Regions from separate parts of the Homo sapiens genome. Here region 2 is linked to region 1. A link is a contact called in ENCODE Hi-C or POLR2A ChIA-PET data. All regions are on one chromosome and are shown on one strand. Each heading gives the region's core, a stretch centred on a gene start or an enhancer-like site at or near the end of the contact. The rest is flanking DNA. Distances are from core to core; before and after follow the strand shown.

The links. A loop is a pair of places that touch in the nucleus more often than their neighbours do. ChIA-PET counts read pairs that join two places held with the same protein, here RNA polymerase II (POLR2A). Pooled maps may share reads with other maps.
Region 2: a loop to region 1 is called in a pooled map, with 2.8 times the contacts of the local background. The contact joins the promoter of GPR141 here to the enhancer-like site in region 1. A Hi-C loop is called at or near these places in 2 of 37 single-sample maps with no recorded cell type and 3 of 50 pooled maps. POLR2A ChIA-PET finds 5 or more read pairs at or near these places in 1 of 52 experiments (K562).

Annotation. Positions count from the first base shown.
Region 1 is chr7:36,940,946-36,947,285 of GRCh38, reverse strand. The region is part of intron 16 of ELMO1 (engulfment and cell motility 1); the gene reads left to right. Among named protein-coding and RNA genes, the nearest start is that of MIR1200, 25 kb to the right of the region's middle. RefSeq lists an enhancer at 4,186-4,255. Within about 2 kb of position 3,510, at least 3 of the 41 ENCODE cell types and tissues checked have a DNase peak (open chromatin) inside an H3K27ac peak, as active enhancers do.
Region 2 is chr7:37,678,816-37,685,275 of GRCh38, reverse strand. GPR141 (G protein-coupled receptor 141) reads right to left here and starts at 1,510. Exons shown (of 3, transcript NM_001381946.1): 1 at 1,373-1,510. RefSeq lists an enhancer at 3,448-3,507.

The DNA.
Region 1 (6,340 bases), core at 2,261-4,760:
ATCCAAATGGAGATACTGTCCTGCTCAAAGCTAGAAAGTGAATTAATACAGAAACAAAATCAAATACCGCATGTTCACCCTTATAAGTGAGAGCTAAACATTGGGTACACAGGGACATAAGAGTGGAAACAGTAGACACTGGGGACTCCCAAAGCAGAGAGGGAGCAGGGCAAGGTTGGAAAAACTACCTATTGGGTACTGTGCTCACTATTTGGGTGACGGGTTCAATAGAAGTCCAAACCTCAGCATTGTGCAGTATATCCATGTAGCAAACCTGCACGTGTACCCCCAAATCTAAAATAATTTTTAAAAAATAACAAAAAGATAAATTGACAATTAAAAAATAAATTAATTCATTGTGATTATTTTTAAATTTTGCTGAAGAGCCTATAGAGGAAAGGTGAGTGAGATGGGCTGGAGAAATTGGAGTCACAAGAATTAGATAAAACTGTTAAGTCATTTGAATAGATGATCTCACCGAGGAAGAAGGTGGGGAGTGAGAAGAGAAGAAGGGACCAGGACTGTGCATCTGCATTTAAGAGACAGGCAGGAGAAGATGAACTCCCAAAAGACTGAAGAGGATAATCAGAGAAGTAGAAGAGATGACTATTTTCAGTGAAAAATGGAGGATCTTGATGGTTTTAGAAGAAAGTGGGTTTTTAGGGAGAGCCCCCAACCCCTCATCCTTACCACAGATAACAATAGTCCTTTGGAAGGCACGGAGCAACACAAACACAGAGGTGGTTGCGGAACATGCCATTCTCATTTTAACTAAGGGTGGCTTTGAAGATTAAATTACAAAGAAGCAGTTGGGAGAATTCCAGTTTTGGGTCTTGACAACTCTTTGTCTTCATAGCATAGCATGAGGGTCCAGTGGCCACTTGGGCAACAGATGCACTTACCCTGTAACCATGAATACCACTCATTCTCTCACTTACTGGGAGGGGACTGTAGTCCTCATAGCTGCCCCCAGTCTCCCTTTCTAGTGATGGAAATTTCCTTTATTGACAGGGAAACAGCAGGCTAATGGCACAGATGAAATGTAAATTTTGACAGCCCCGACAGGTAAATATTGGCTTTGCACAAACAAGTTTCTATAAATAACCTGTCTGCTGCAGAAACGCCACAGATGGCAGCAGGGCTGCCCAAGTGTTGATTTTTCCCAGGGTGCTTGGTGCAGAAAAGCACAGCTGTCAGCTTTGCTGTTCCTGTTCCCAGCTCAGGCTACCTCTGCTGTGCCTGCAGACTGTCCACGTCCCATCCTCCTTTGGCAGGAGAGGCAGGGACAGGTGGAGATCAGTCATTTCAATAACCTACCTCCGATGCCTTTCATTCCAGGATTCCAAAGGAGTTTCTTAAAAATGTCACTTCCTTGGGTTCTACAGTCCAAAGTGGGAATCTGTCTGATCTGGGGATGTGTTCGCCCCTTTTAATTAAAGTTGGTCCAGTTGAAAAGAAAATTGGATGGAGTGAGATACAGTCACTCTAGACTGTGTGCCACATGGCCCTGTTGCTAAAAATAGTACCGTCAAGGACTCTGGGCAGTATGTCAGGCTATTATGTTAGCAGGCATGGACTCTGACTTAAGGGGAATGTGAGGGGTATGGAGCCACAGCAAGTCATCTCACTGGGGAAATTTGCCCGATTTAACCCCATCCAGGGAGCTAAGGGAAACACAGTGAGCCACTATTGGAAAAACAGAGGCATTCTTATTTTTCAACTATGCAACTAAGAGCCCATAACTCTAATAAAGCTGATTGAGGTAATGACATTCTAAATGATCGTTCTAGGGATTCCCGGAAAGCTTCGTGCTAAGTTAAATGCCCGTCACTGAGGCTGGGCTCCGGTTTGGGGTATGCCTGTACCTCCCTCCTTCCCTCCCTAATGTTTATTTTCTGCTCCAACTTCTTTCCTTAGGCTCATTGACTTAGTGCATTTGTATTGTAAGCCCTTTCAAAACCCTTGTGAAAGTAGAAAAGGAAGAAACCATATAAAAGTGAGTCAGAGGATTCTAGAAGGTACCTAAGATAGCAATAGTAACTTAAAAACTTATTTTATATCCTACAAAGGCTTTGAGAAAATGTATGACAATAATGGACCTTGTGCAATTAAACAATCATAATTGAAAATTAGGAAGAAAACAATGTTGAGAACTGGAATAGGAAATCACCTGTGAATAATGAAGTAATGATGGTACCACACCCAGAGCAAACTTGTGGCGTTTTCTTTAGCCTTATCCCCGGAGAGTAGAGCAAAGCTGCCGTGAGTCAGCAGGCGTTGGAAAGGACAGCAAATACACTTGCTATTGCCCTGGGTTCGCAGAGTGAATTCAGGACCCTTTATTCCCACTTCAAGGCAACCAGTCACTGCTAGCATAGGCTCCTTTGCTTTTCTGGTGGGGCAGCCCCTTCTAGCTCTAATTCTACATTAAGAAGGTGTACTAGTGTTTTAGAGCTTTGGGCCTTTTCTCCCAAATCTTGTCTCCATGTATGAGGGCCTATGTTTTCACTAAGGGCTGGGAACACTTCCTAGGCTGGGCTACATCCACTCCATTGTGCTTCCCAATTACTTTCTATACAACTGGCTTCCAGCAGGCAACAAATCAATGTCTGTGAAGTCCCGTTGACTTCAAGGAGCTCCGGTCATCAGAGAAACTGATCTCCTCATTGGGGAAGAGACCAGTGACATGCTTCATGAGTAAAATTACAGCTTGATATTCACCAGTAGAACTTAGCAAGATGCTCAGCAGAGAAAATAATGAATCATCTTTTGCTAAGCCTGTGAGAAGGATAGAAAATATTATACGGGAGGTCCCAGGAGTAGAGTGAAAATCATGTGGGCTTTGAAATCAAGCAGACTTTAGTTTGAATCGTGCACTCCTTCGTGTGAGCTGGTGGACTTTGGTCAAGTTTGAGTCTCTTTGAATCTCAACTTCTCCATTTTAAAAATACAGATGGTGATAATTGGATTCTCAGGATTGTCGTGCCCAAGAAGCAGCCTAGTGTCAGGTGGCAAGCAGGGATTCTGGAGCCACATTGCCAAGTTCAGATTCCTGCTCTGACATTTACTAGCTGAGTCATCTGCAGCAAATTACTTAGCCTTTCTATGTTCATGTCCTTATGTTTAAAATAGGGAAAGTTGCCATGAGGAATAGTTAATCTATGTAACGTTCTAAGATCACTGTGAAGCACATAAGAGCTGCATGTGTTCTTGTGGCAATACCAGGTGGCATTGAGCAGAGATGCCCCACCTGTGGTACTCCCCACCTCCATCTTGCTCTCTTACTCTCCCTGTTCTTTTCTTGATCATTTTTATGTTTCCTGATCATTTTTTAAATGTGAAACCAGCCCTATTGTTGTGATTTTCCTAAAGGATTGTGCAGACCCTGTCTAGTGTATATCCACCCTCAGAGCAGAAGTTAGCATGACTTTCATGGAAAGCCAGGAAGGGAGCTCTCGAGGAAAAAGATGAGTGTTGTTATTCAGAACTGGGGTTAAGGTTTCATTTCCTTTTTGTTATGAAAATATGTTCTGCAATTGAAAACAAAAGTGCAAAGCGTTCTGAAAACTAAAAGTAATATACATGTTTCTTGAGTAAGGAGTGAATGAACTATTTAGAGGCATATAATACACTTCACTTATTCGAAGCATTAAATATTCCAGTTACTCATTCATTCAAACTTTCTTACGTAGCAGTTGTACATGGTTCTATGCCAGATTCTGGGGATAGAAATAGGAACAGGACAGTCCTTATCCCCCAAAACTCCAATCAAATTGTCTATGAATGAAATTGGTGATCAAGCAGTTGAACAAAGAGCCTCTCATGACTGAAGATCTAAAATGCCAACAGAGAGCACAGAGACAAGGAGAGGCCAGTGGCCCTTTTGTTAGGATGAGTGTGGCAGCTTAGCTGAGGCAGAGCTTACAAAAGGTAGGGGAAAGGGAAGACTGGATTTATATAAACACCGTGTTACTCTGAATTTTTTACGCATAAAAGAAAAGGTATTGTTGACAGTCACAGAACTGCATAACCATAGTAGATAAGGGATACTGAACGTACACAGTGGAAGGACTTTAATGAATGTGTCGCCTGCTCATTTGCATGTTCACCCACCTCGACCCGCTGCAGTGGCCAGCGTTGTCCCCAGTGTACAGATGTGGGAACTGGAGCTCAAAGGGAATGAGGCAGTAGCCCTCACCATGAGCACCTCTGAGGTAGGACCCAGGTTCCGCAGGTAGTCTGTGTCACACTGAACTGTCCCACATGCCAGCCTGCCGTGACCATGATCTGAAGGTGGCTGGTCATGGTGATTTTTGCTGCATGAGAATTCTGGAAGCTGTCAGTGGCGTGCTGTCAGGACTGCCTTTTTCCTTCCAGATCCTTGGACATCTTTTCTTCTCTTTCCTGCGAGCATCTTATCAGTTACTGAGAAAGGCCTTTCTGTACTGTGTATTCATTTTCTTGGGAAGTGTTCATTATAAGTGTAGATTTTTTACAGAGCCTAAAAAATTTCCTGGCTAGGGCACTAAATCTAATTAGCATGCAAAGCTGTGTATGATCTCATGTTATCATTCCTTCAAGCCAGAACACAGTGAACCCACCATCAAAGCAAGTGCTTTCTTAAAGGTAAACTATGCCATTTGTCCAGATTTATTCCCTCTCCATGCAAATCTATGGTTTTTATGTGACTAAAGATAATCTGTTGTCTACGCCAAAGAAAACGTCCTCTTCATTTCCCTCCTGAAATCCCCATCCATGTCATAAGCCTCCTCAGAGGGTGGCAGCACCCACCTGTCTCCTGAGACAGAGAAAATGTTGCTTTTAAGCCTCACTACAATTTGAGGGTTGTCACTTGTAATTACTTTATATTTCTATTTTAAGCATTGTTGACATGCTCTGGTAAATCATTTTGTTTTTCTAGATATAGCTGAGGGATCTTAGAAGTAAGTAATGTGCAGCTGCGCTTCCTGATAGAAGAGGAAAGACGTTCTAGATATGGCAGAGAGGGGGATGCCTCCTTAGTGAGTCAGGGTTGGGTGCCTCCCAGTGGCCTTTACTATTCTTTGATCCACATCCGCCAGGTTGTGAAGCAGCTACCTGGAGGTCTGGACTGACAGGGGAGTGCTTTGGACTATTGTACCTTGAAAAAAATTGTCTGTGTATAGCCATTGGTGAAATGATGATTGTATAGTCCATTGGTTTTATGTAAATTACAAATTAATGTTAACCTCTACCTCTAAAACTCTTGCTCCCTGGAAATCATTCAGCACGAAGCTAAGGTGATGCTAGCTTACTAACACGATTTCAAATCCAAGGCACCTGGGGTGGAGTAAGCAGAAAGGCTTAGGAAGCAGAATTCAAGTCCTGCCACTTCCCAGGTGTGTGATCTGAGGCAAATTGATTTACATCTCTGAGCATCAGTTTGCTCATCTGTGAAACCAGAGGAATGAGGCCCCCCTCTCAGGATGTTTTGTAGAGTGAATGCAGTATCTTCCAAATGGAGAAGATGAGTTCAATCCTTTGAAAGTACATGTTTGGCCATTTGCCCAGGACTGGTCACAAGACTGAAGCCATGGAACTTCTTCCTAGAGATCCAAATTATTAGGTTTGGCATTCTATTCTAATGGCCCTTTAGCAATGCCATGTCAAATGCTCAAAGTGACAATTTCTAAAGGGAACTGAGAAATTCATAGGTGTTATGCTAGGAGATAAAAGGCCTCACATGACCAAATGTTTGTGAAATGCTAGGTTTAAGAAGGTGAACAGATTTAACTTGTAGATGTTAATATGTTTGTAGATAAGAGATGGAGTTTCTCAAAACATTACATCATAGAATCCTTTCCTTTATCTCATACTCCCTTTCTTTCTTCTGCCCCACCCAACACATCGTGGAACCTGTGTAACCCAGAGCTTACTCTGAAAAACACTGATCTAAGGAATTCCAAAGTTAGTGTTCTCAGCTCTTGACACCTGTGCTAGCAGAAAGGCACATTGTCGTAGATAATGCAAATACCAAACACTATATAAAAAGCAAATCTGTGACTTCTGAATATACCTTATAGTAAGTGAAGGTGATTGATTCGAGCACTAGGCTTTTATTCTACATGTTTTTTATTTAGCTGAAATTTCAGAAATCAATTTATTCTTTTAGAGCCAATCTGGATAAGAAGTGATGGAATTTATCCAAAGAATGTAATACATAATTGGAAACAAACTTGGAATTTCATTTACATTATTTAGGCATATTTCATAAAATGCAGAGCTGAGAGCCGATGCTATCTCCTTCATGAACCTTCTCTAGATTTCCCAGCTATAAGTTATCTTTTCCTTCTCCAGACCA
Region 2 (6,460 bases), core at 261-2,760, 740 kb before region 1:
ATTGGTGTATCAATCTAAAGACCATCCAGGAACTCCCTTAGCTGAGCATCTCTTATCCAGTCTACAACTTCCATTTTATAATTGTTGAAAATCATTGCTAGAAGAATAGTTGGAAAATTGTGTCACCTAAGCCAAAGCTGGCTCACTTCTTGTTTTTATACAGCCTGTGAGCTACGAATGGTTTTTATAGTTTTAAATGGTTATGTAAGTACCAATATATTAGCCTCAGTTCTACCTCTTGGCTTGCAAAGCCTAAAATATTTACTATCAAGGCTTTTGTAGAAAAAGTTTGCCAACCCCTGGTCTGGAATCCTTAGACAATATTCCCCCAAATTATGCAGCCAATTACTAGAAAACAGAGGACTAGAATTCACACCACCTGATTCCTCATCCATTGGTCTTCCCATTACTTCTATTGACTGATTAAAATCCTAATTAACTGATTTAAACCCAATAAAACAGAAAACAAAGACATGTAATTCTGGAGTACTTAATAAGTAATTTCTCAGATAAGTAATTGTGCAGTTATGTAGAACGCTGAAGTCCAGAGAATTAAGTGACCTATCAAAAGTCATATAACAAATTTGTAAAAGAAACAAAATTAAATGCCTATATTCAGGTTAGGCATTACTGACTTATTGTTTAAAAACTTTGCATTATATTTCATTCCACATATTTGAAAAATATTACTTCTTGGAAGTAGAAAATACTGGTATAGAAAGTATTTTACTTAAAGTAAAATTATTTGAACAGATGTTGTTCTTTTTATTTATCTTATTTAAGAAGTTATTTTCAGATCCTTCCTGTTAAGTAGTACTTTAAAAGTGGGATGGAAAGAATTATAATTACCATTATTTCACATGTTATTTTGAATATACTTCTTTTAGAAATTTCTAAGTACTTGATTGCTTACAGATTGTTTCCTTCTATTGACTAGGGCTGCCTGAATAGTTTCAAACTCTATCTGAAAATAATGCAGTAATAGAGTTAAAGGATTTTCATAACAAAAGGAAATTAAGACATCACTTAAAAGATAAGCATTTGAATAATTATACACAAATTCAATAGTGCCAACTGCTCTAAAAAATTCTATGATATGTTTAGCTGGTTTTTTGACAGAGAGATTCTGAAATCATTTTTGTTCACATTTACCCATAAATATTAGGTTTTACTTTCAGAGCAGCATATCCTAAGCAGTAAGAATAGAACAATTCTTTCTATAAAGGAGGAGTTGTGGTCAGAGAATAAGCTTGCTTTTTAGAGCAGAACCATTTGAAGATTCTGAATTAGGACTATGCCAACAAATTAAGTGTGCTTTATTTCTATAGCACTTTCATTCATGTCTCCCCAAACCTAAGTCATCTGCACTTACCTTGAAAATCCAGATTTCTCAGTGATGGCTACAGAGATGGGCCACATGTCTGCCTTCCAAATAGGATTCTGTTTCAACAGCAGGGCAGCTGGGTCATTTCCATGCTCTGCATGCATTTGCAAAGGCTCTGGACAGCTCACCAAGCAAAAGGAAGTGAATGTGTTCTAAGTTCCTCAGAATGTCAACAGACCATAAAACCTCAAAACCATTTGAAACACAATAGTCTTGAAAAACCAAGCTCTTAAACATGAGTAGTCCAGGTTGCAAACTACAGAGAGGCCAATTGTCAAGAAATATTTATGAAGGATTGATGACTACGATGAATCAAGTTTTTAAAATGTTCTTCAAACTAAATTTTGTAGAGAATGGGGAACAAAGTGGTATTATCAAAAACAAAAAGGGAAGGTAAACTGTGTATTGTTCTTCTGGTGAAGGAATATGTGTAATATTTCCTTTCAGTAAGGAGAAAATTTCCAGAGTTGCTCTATACCTCACTGGTAACTTAGGGCTCCCACTTTTATAATTGTGTTAATTAGCTGTCACTGATAAATGGCATTGACTGGGATATGGCACTATAATTATGTCATTTAATTAGAATTAAGAGAGAAAATATTTAAAATCAGAGTGTGCTATAGGGGCAGGGGAGGGGAGTAAATCGTCACAGCTTAACTTTTTAGACTGTCAACATTATCTCCAGAAGAAGCTGCCCATACAGTCATAGAGATGCACTGCAAGTATTGAGAAAAAAAAACATCAGTTCCTCAAACTGCTTGAACTTTCCTACCATTTGATGACCACTCTATAAATTAGGATTTTATAAACTTTCTAATTATGTAAATCGGTGGTCCCCAACCTTTTTTGGCACCAGGGAAAGGTTTCATGGAAGACAATTTTTCCACAGACAGGGGTGGGGATGTTTTCTGGATGATTCAAGCACATTACATTTATTGCGCACTTTATTTCAATTGTTATTACATGATAATATATAATGAAATAATTATACAACTCATCATAATGTAGAATCAGTGGAAGCCCTGAGGTTGTTTTTCTGCAACTAGATGGTCCCATTTGGGGGTGATGGAAGACAATGATAGATCATCAGACATTAGATTCTCATAAGGAACACTGCAACCTAGATCCCTAGCATGGACAATTCAACAATAAGGTTCATGCTCCCATGAGAATCTAATGCCGCTGCTGATCTAACAGGAGGTGGAGCTCAGGCAGTAATGCAAGTGATGGGGAGCAGCTGTAAATATAGACGAAACTTTGCTGGCCCACTCGTGCACTGCTCCGCTCCTTCTGTACAGCCCAGTTCCTAACAGGCCACGAACCACTGCTGGTCTGTGGCCCAGGGGTTGAGAACTCCTGATGTAGACAGCATGTTAATATTATATAGAAATTGGTCAATTAAAAAGTACTAATTTATTAAATATCAACATTTTCAACATTCCCCTATTTTTAAAATCCATTGTGACATTTCACTATTTCAAAAAGAAATTTTAAAAGGCATCAAAATGATACTGGCCCTGGGTTCTTTCTATTTTAAGGTCCCTAAGTAGAATGATAACTTTGGTAATTTGGGGTGATTCCTGGTATTCTTTACAGTGCTAAAACACTCATTATTTTAGGCGAAATTTTTGCAGTTCTGTTTTCATCAGTATTCACATTTCTTACTCCAAACATAATGTTCTAAGTGCTTCCAACTTTGTTTCTTAGTTTGAAGAGAAGGCCTCTGCATCAGGAAACTCTTCAATTTCAGCAGATGTGCGTTCTTTCTGCCATATGAGTTAAAATGCTATCTGCTTCAAAATAACTCATGCTAGAGATATTTCAAGCTTTATTAGTTGTAGAGAAGATTGTTGCTGACAAACCCTCCTGCTGAGAGCAGCTTACAAAAATGAACAGAATGCAAAACCTATAAGTTTGAAGGCTTCAGAAAGCTGCCCAGGCAATGACACCTTGAAGAAATAAAATCCCCAGAAGACAGGAAGTACAAATCAGTGAATCTGATTTTCAACTCCTGAGTACTTTTTACTCAAGGCACTGCTGATTTGAAACTGGACACTGAGAGGTGAAGAAACAGGTGAAATACAGTGGCTAAGATGCTCAGAAGTTAAGGAAATCTAGTTTAAGAAGCAAACAGAGACCACCAAGGAGGTGGTGCCCTTATAATTACCTCAAATTTTCAGTTAGGACCCCTGAAGGGCTACACCCTAGGAGACAGCATGTGCTAAAAATATTGTACCATCACAAAGTGGGAGCCCAATTTCAAATCACCTAAATTGCTGAATTAGGTAGACAATCACTGAATAGATAGGAGATTTGCCATCGTCATAACGACCTCCTCACACACATCAAGCAAAAGTAAATACTCTCTGGAGGACGATAACACTAACCAGATCAATGAATTGACTCTCAAACTTTTTAAACACAATGTCCAAATTTCAATAACTATTAAAAGCCATGTCTGAAGATAAGTCTAGAAAAACAGACCATGAAAATAAACAGAAAATAGAAACAAATGCACAAGGGCATTCAGAATTGATTGGTTTTAAAATAGCTGTAATCAATGTTTGAAGAGAGTACACAAAATATAGAAAATTTACACTAGAGAATTTTTTTAATAAAATAGAAATTCTGAAACTGAAAAATAAAACAACTAAAGTTACTTAACTGATGAAGACTAATAGAAGATTAGACACAGAGGATGATGGAATTGAAATATAGGTCAGTAGAAAGTAGCAGATTGGGCTGGGCATGGTGGCTCACACCTGTAATCCCAGCACTTTGGGAGGCCAAGGCAGGTGGATCACCTGAGGTCAGGAGTTCAAGACCAGCCTGGCCAACATGGTGAAACCCTGTCTTTACTAAAAATACAAAAATTAGCTGGACATAGTGGTGGGTGCCTGTAATCCCAGCTACCAGGGAGGCCAAGGCAGGAGAATCGCTTGATCCCAGGAGGTAGAGGTTGCAATGAGCTAAGATCACACCATTGCACTCCAGCCTGGGTGACAAGCGCAAAACTCAGTCTCAAAAAAAAAAGAAAAAGAAAAAAAAGAAATACCAGATTGAATAATGGCAACAAAAAAAAGATAAAAATTATATAAAATCACACAAAAGTCATGAAAGACATAGGGCAAAGTTTTAACATGCCTATAATGTTGCTCTGGAAAGAAACAAGAGGAAGAATTTGGAAGAAACGATATTTTAAAGGGCAATACATTTTTTAAAAAATCATAATAAAAAAAGACATAGACTCAAGAAGCACTATGAATCCCAAAGAGAATAGAAACAACAACAAAAACTCTACCAAGGTCCAATATATGAAATAAAAAAATGAAGAAAGAAATTTTAAAATTATGTTACACGAGAAGCTGAGATGATAGGATTGCTTTCAGCCAGGAGTTTGAGACCAGCCTAAGCAACATAGTGAGACCTCCATCTCTAAAGAAAAAACAAAAACAAAACTTAAAATCTGTTCGGAGGCAAAAACTTTTAAGTGTGCAACAATAAGATTGAAGACAGCCTTTTCAACAACAGCAATGGAACCCAAAGGAAATGGAACAACATCTTCAAAATTGTAAAAGAAAATAACTGCTAATTTAGAGTTCTTTATGCAATAAAAATATCCATCATCTTGATGACACAATAATATTTTCAGACAAACTGAAACTATGATGATTTGTAACCCACCAACATGAACTAAGGGAAATGCTAAAAGGAGTGATTCCAAAAGTGCAAAGGCAATCCCAGGTGAGAGCCAGAACTGCACAAAGAAACCAAGAGCAATAGAAAGAGCAAATGTGTGGGTAAACCTATGTACATATCAAAGATTTACAATAACAATAGTAATCACCTAACAGGATTTGAAATATAGGTAGAGTCAAAATTCCTGACAATAATGGGATAAAGCATGGAGAGATATAAATTGAATTCAAGTGTTCTAAAATCTTTGCATCTTCTTGAAGGTGGTAAAAGTACTAATTAACATTAGACTTTAATCAATCAAGAATGCTCACCATCATCTTTGGAATAGTGACTAAAAAATAACAACAAAATTAGCAAGATAAAACAGGAAAAAATGGAATGAAGAAATATTATCCAAAAAAATGCCAAAAAGTACAGAAAAGACATATAGAATGAATAGATAAGTAGAAAACAAAGAGTAAGAGAGCAAATTTAAAACCCCAAATTTGATGATAATAATATGTAAATGCACTGAGCACTTACCAGATTAGACTTTAAGGCAAGAAACATTATTGGCAACAAAGAGAGGTAATTTCATAATAAAAGTGTCAATCTTTCTAAAACATTACAATTCTGAATTTGTTGCAGTTTTAGTCTCAAATATGTGAAGCAAAACAATGACATGACGAAAGGGAAAATGGACAAATTTATTATCATAGTAGAAGATTTTAACAAACCTCTCTGTGATACAACAAGCAAACAAAAATTCAATGTGAATATAGTACACTTGAACAAGGCAATCAATAAACTTGACCTAATTCATATTCCTTATACTCAGCAAATGCAGAATTCACATCATATGAACAACCTCAATTAACCCAATGGTAGATATAAAGCAAATATAACAAATATAATAAGACTGAAACTATACAGAGTATATTTTCTGATAAAAGGCACAATTAGGCTAGAAATCAGTAACAAAAAGATAATGTTAAAACCTTTATATGTTTGAAAAGTACTCAATATACTTCTAAATAAATCACAAGCTAAAATGTGAGTACAAATGAAAATTAGGAAATACTGTTATTTGAATGATAATGAAAATTCAACTTATAAAAACTTTAATATTACAATTAAGGTCATATTTAAATGCATATAGTAGAGGTGGAAAGGTGAAATGAATGAAACTCGAGGTAAGCAGCAAGAAAGAAGAAAAATCAAGCAGAAGTCAATGAAAGATAAAACAAATATATAAAAGAGAAAATAAATCTACAAGTTCATTCTTTTAAAGACTAATAAATTCAATGAATCTCTAGAAAAATAGAGAAAAAAAGAAAGAGGGCACAAAATCCAAGTATCAAGATTTTTTTAAAGAAGGGGCTTAACTACAAATCCCTC